Regions from separate parts of the Homo sapiens genome. Here region 1 is linked to region 2. Evidence: read pairs that join two places in POLR2A ChIA-PET (ENCODE). Cell type or tissue: Panc1. All regions are shown on one strand. Each heading gives the region's core, and the rest is flanking DNA. Links, peaks and the distances in the headings are about the cores only. Region 1 overlaps MYO10 (myosin X). Region 2 has its middle 57 kb from the start of MYO10.

Region 1 (2,836 bases), core at 1-2,500, 120 kb after region 2:
ACACCTGCCTGCTTCCTTTCCTTTTCTTTTTTCCCCTCCCCCTCCCCCTCCCCCTTCCCCTTCCCTTCCTTTCTCCTTCTGTTTTTATTAAGTTATTATTATTATTATAGTTTTTTGAAATGGAGTCTTGCTCTTTTGCCCCAGCTGGAGTGCAGTGGTGTAATCTCAGCTCACTGCAACCTTTGTCTCCTGCGTTCAAGCGATTCTTCTGCCTCAGCCTCCTACGTAGCTGGGATTAGAGGCATGCGTCAGCACGCCCGGCTAATTTTTGTATTTTTAGTAGAGATGCGCTTTTGCCATGTTGGCTAGGCTGGCCTTGAACTCCTGACCTCAGGTGATCCACCTGCCTTGGCTTCCCAAAGTGCTGGGATTACAGGCGTGAACTACCACGTCCGGCCACCTTCTGTTTTTAGCGACAGGGTCTTGCTCTGTCATCTAGGCTGGGGTGCAGTGGTCCAGTCGTAGCTCATTGTAACTCCTGGGCTTGAGTGATCCTTCTGTCTCAGTCTCCTGAGTAGCTAGGACTACAGGGGTGCACCATGCCTGAAAAATTTTTTCTGGAGGTGGCGTCTTACTGTGTTACCCAGGCTGGTCTGGAACTCCTGGCCTCAGGTGACCTGACTCAGTCTTTGAAAGCAATAGGCCTGGGCACGGTGGTGCACGCCTGTAATCCCAGCACTTTGGGAGGCCGAGGTGGGTGGATCATGAGGTCAGGAGATCGAGACCATCCTGGCTAACATGCTGAAACCTTGTCTCTACTAAAAATACAAAAAAAAAAAAAAAAAAAAATTAGCCGGGTGTGGTGGTGGGTGCCTGTAGTCCCAGCTACTCAGGAGGCTGAGGCAGGAGAATGGCGTGAACCTGGGAGACGGAGCTTGCAGTGAGCCGCAATGGCGCCACTGCACTCCACGCTGGGCGACAGAGCGAGACTCTGTCTGAAAACAAAAAACAAAAAACAAAGCAGTAGGATTACAGGTGTGAGCCACTGCCCAACCCATGCTTTCTTATTTCATTCAGTCTTTAAGGAATTTTGTTTTTTTGTTGTTTGTTTTTGCCAAGGAGATCGTTCTAATGTTAATTTAAAATTTCATTCCACTCTAAAATTTAAACTACTATAGGTTGATACTAGGAATACAGAGAACCAAAGTATTCCATTTGACTTGTAACTTATACTTGCTGTGAAGTATTTACAGATGGAAAAAGAAATGAGCAAATGACACTCTTTCACACTTTATTGAAAAATATGTAACTGTGGCCTCTGAAGGCCCCAGCACACAGGCGGGTCAGCACATATCCTGCAAGTTAGAAATCAGTTGTCTTCTTGGACCACAGGCTTTGGACAGAGTTTCAGAAAAGCAGAATTTTTTTTTTTTTTTGAGACGGAGTCTTGCTCTGTCACCCAGGCTGCAGTGCAGTGGCGCGATCTTGGCTTGCTGCAAACCTCCGCCTCCCGGGTTCAAGCGATTCTCCTGCCTCAGCCTCCCGAGTGGCTGGGACTACAGGCAGGTGCCACCACGCCTGGCTAATTTTATGTATTTTTAGTAGAGGCGGGGTTTCACCGTGTTAGCCAGGATGGTCTTGATCTCCTGACCTTGTGATCTGCCTGCCTTGGCCTCCCAAAGTGCTGGGATTACAGACATGAGCCACCGTGCCCAGCTGAAGAGCAGATTTTTAAAAGCACCATGGTTCTGCAGGTGATCAACTCATGTAAAAGGGTAAGAAGGAAGACAGCACTAAACGTTTGTCTTTTCTGGAACATCCAGGAGGTGCACGAGCAGTCACTGTAGCACTCTTTAGGAACATTGTAAAATTGATTAATAAGTTTTAAATTAGATTTTTCACCTTGGTGATTAGAACTATTTTATTATCTTTTTCTGGAAAGAGTCTAATTTGATTGCTCTGAAATAGTTTAGAGTGATATCAGTTTATCTAATTGTATTTTAAGGGGTAGTTATTCAGTTTACTGCAGCCCATTTCATCAAGGCGATTACTCTGTGCAGGGATTCCGTTTGGTATTCTGTTTGAATTGTCTCTCTATAGGGTCTTCCAAAATATTCACTAGTTGAGGATTTAATCATCCAAATCTGCAAGTAGACAACCTCCTCCATGTCCTTCTCTCTATTTGCAACAAGGATAACTAAGCTTGGTTGAAAAAATTCTTCTCATTTTATTAATCCACTAAAAGATCATGGGATTGCATGGGACTTTCAAGTCATTCCCACCTGCTAAGAGAGTCAGACTTCTTCAAGCCACACTGGGAACACAGCACTAATTATTTATAATCACAGCTCCCACTTAAAGCAATCGCAGCTCCCACTTAAAGCCGTCTCTGACTTTTTGGTTTGACTCTCTGGTTTTGGTTTGTTGGAGTTAATGCCATCGGCCCAATTTTGTGAAACTTGGTAAGAGGTGAGTTAATGTAGTGACTTCTCATTGCATTTTTGGTTGTTTTCACACACTTTCCACCCTGTCCAGCTGGTTTTCTTTTGCTCCCCCCTCCCCTTCCCTTTGCCCCTATTGGTGTCGTTTTTATGTCCCTTGAATGCCTTGTGGATGTAGGCGACCTTTTGACCTTTTCACACCCTCCTGTTCAGTACACCATCTGCACACACTCCTGTCTCCCAGAAAAATCTTCCGCAAGCCTGTTGAATGCAGGAAAATGGTCAGTAGGGGACAGCCTGGCGGGTCTGTCCTTTGGAGCTGACCCCAGGAATTATTAGGAAGAATTGGGCAACTAGAACCCAGTGACTTCAACTTGAGGAGGACCGATCTGAGTGCTGAAGGGAAGTGGCAGATCTAGACATCTGAGCCAAGGGAAAAATCTTATCTGAGAGCC
Region 2 (2,912 bases), core at 260-2,759:
AGGAGAAAATAGCTCCTTTCTCCCTCTCAGCTGTCAGCACATGTTCCGCCTTCTGGTTACAGAGGAGGGGACACGCCCAGTAATTGTCCCCCAAGCCCTGGACACCACCTCAGGAGAGGGATCTCCACAAAGCCCCCCAGCCTGAACTGCAAGACAGAAATGGAATTTATAAGCGACAAGCATAAATTTTAAACATTTTCTGTTTTTTAGTTATCCCACTTACTTGAAGCACTTTCAAAGAGAAGTAAAATATGTTAACTACTTTTTTTTTTTTTTTTTAACAGAGTACTGCTCTGTCCCCCAGGCTGGAGTGCAGCCCTGTGACTTGGCTCACTACAGCTTCAAACTTCTGAGCTCAAGCAATCCTCCTACCTCAGCCTCCCAAGCAGCCGGGACTACAGGCAAGTGCCACCACATCTAGCTAACTTTTTGTATTTTTTGTAGAGACGGAGTCTCGCTATGTTGCCCAGGCTGGTCTTGAACTCCTAGGATCAAGTGATTCTCCCACCTCAGCCTCCCAAAGTGCGTGAGTCACTATGCCTGGCCATTAACTACTCTTTTCTTTTTCTTTTTTTTTTTTTTTGAGACGGAGTCTCGCTCTGTCTCCCAGGCTGGAGTACAGTCATGCAATCTTGGCTCACTGCAACCTCCGCCTCCTGGGTTCAAGCAATTCTCCTGTCTCAGCCTCCTGAGTAGCTGGGGTTACAGGCACACGCCACCATGCCCAGCTAATTTTTGTATTTTTAGTAGAGACAGGGTTTCGCCACATTGGCCAGGCTGGTCTGAAACTCCTGGGCTCAAATGATCCTCCCCTCTCGGCCTCCCAAAGTGCTGGGATTACAGACGTGTCACTGTGCCTGGCCATTAACTACTTTGAAAAGCTCTCTTCATATAAATCTCAGGAAACAAGGGTAGACAAAGACATGTATGTCTTCTCATATTTTTCATCTGATTTCTACTCTTAATTCTAAATTCTTCAAAGATAAAGGCCAAAGCTAATTAATCTATGTGGTCCTTACGGTACTGGCAGAAACAGCTGCACGTGGAGTATTCTGAATCCATCTTATTTTTGTTCATTTTTGAAAATTTAAACCATTTCCTTTTCTTTCTCATTTTTCTTCATTTCCTCTTCCTACAATTTCTTAGCTCTGCCTTCCTGTTTTCTGTCTTCATTTGATCCTCCTTGTTCATATCCACCTTTCTCTCCCCTTTTCCTTCAATTTTTATTTTAAAAGCTGTCTGCCTTCTAGAATTAACTCAAGCTTCCAGAAACTAGCAGGTGCTTATTGAAGGAACTGATGAGTGGATGAAATTGTCGTCCATTCAGACAATCTGGGTCTTCTTCTAGACTCAGAACAGAAGAATGAGGAAAAAAAATGGAATTCTGTCGGGAGAGAAATGGAATTCAGTTGGGAGAGAAGACTGGGCACTTCCCGTCTCCTGCTCTTCTGCACAGGCTTATTGAAATAATGGACAAATCAGCCAGGCGTGGTGGCTCACGCCTGTAATCCCAATACTTTGGGAGGCCAAGGCGGGTGGATCACCTGAGGTCAGGAGTTCAAGACCAGCCTGGCCAACATGGTGAAACCCCATCTCTACTAAAAATATAAAAATTAGCTGGGCTTGGTGGCGGACGCCTGTAATCCCAGCTATTCTGGAGGCTGAGACAGGAGAATCATTTGAACCCGGGAGGCAGAGGTTGCAGTGAGCCAAGATCGCACCATTGCACTCCAGCCTGGACGACAGAACAAGACTCTGTCTCAAAAAAAAAAAAAAAAAAAAAAAAAAAAGGACAAATCATGCCCAGCTGAGGAAATGAGCAAGCACATATGAAAAAGTCCCGAAAATAAAAACGGCAGCAAAAAAATGGTTGTATGCCAAACAACAGTTACCAGCTCTCCAGGAAAAACTCATTCATAAATCGGAAGAAATTGGTGCTCATCTACTGAAGGGAATAGAAAGAGCCTTCTTTGTGCAACCTGTGCTGCAAAGACCACAAGCAACTGCGGTCAGACAAAAGACAAACAAAGAGACGTCTGGGAAATGCCACAACTGAGAATAAAGTCACTTCATACACCCAAGAGGCTGCCACCACACAGATGCCTCCTGTAGATATCCAACTATCAGAACAGATACTATAATATTCTATAATGAGAAGTGTGTTTCACCAAAGCAACACTATTGTATCCTGTCCAATAAAGAAAATGTATTTCCTTTTCTTTCATTATCCCATTTTAACACAACCAATTCCATTATTGCATCTTCATGTCCTGGGCAATTCCACAGTGGACAACATCAAGGTATTAAGCATTGTTTCTGCCAGGCCTCCCTGTACTTCATCACCGCACCCCAAATTAGTCATAAAGCTCATGAAAACACCAGTCTCTCTAGAAGCTGACATGCAAAATTCATTCCAGGCAGCTTGATTTTCCCTCCCACCAACTGTTAGAGTCATTGTGGTTACATCTAGCCATAAGATCTTTCCTTTCATCCACATTTAAACTGTGTCCCATGTAGCATGCAGCACCAATGAGGTTACGGGGAATGATGGAAAAAGGAAGAGTGAATGGAAAGAAAAGATCATGTGTCTTCTCTGTGTTTCTTTTCTTTTTTTTTTTTTTTTTTTAGACAGAGTCTCGGTCTTTTGCCCAGGCTGGAGTGCAATGGTGTGATCTCGGCTCACTGCAACCTCCTCCACCTCCCGGGTTCAAGCAATTCTCCTGCCTCAGCCTCCTGAGTAGCTGGGATTACAGGAACCCAACACCACGCCCAGCTAATTTTTTTGTATTTTTAGTTAAGAAGGCAAGGCTGGTCTCAAACTCCTGACCTCAGGTGATCCACCTGCTTTGGCCACCCAAAGTGCTGGGATTACAGGCGTGAGCCACTGCGCCCAGCTCTTTGTGTCTTTTCCT

Evidence for each region. Peaks named below come from ENCODE experiments on the same cell type or tissue, not always from the same donor. Only the 100,000 strongest peaks of a DNase experiment are listed, where the experiment ranks them.
Region 1: POLR2A ChIA-PET joins it to region 2 with 10 read pairs; 3 of 35 experiments call an interaction of 5 or more read pairs at or near these places.

The regions. Positions count from the first base shown.
Region 1 is chr5:16,867,145-16,869,980 of GRCh38, reverse strand. The region is part of intron 2 of MYO10 (myosin X); the gene reads left to right. Among named protein-coding and RNA genes, the nearest start is that of MYO10, 68 kb to the left of the region's middle. In Panc1, for the core only: no CTCF peak of the experiment used is centred there; no DNase peak of the experiment used is centred there; H3K27ac peaks cover 1,666 bases.
Region 2 is chr5:16,991,692-16,994,603 of GRCh38, reverse strand. No RefSeq gene overlaps it. Among named protein-coding and RNA genes, the nearest start is that of MYO10, 57 kb to the right of the region's middle. RefSeq lists an enhancer at 1-194. In Panc1, for the core only: no CTCF peak of the experiment used is centred there; no DNase peak of the experiment used is centred there.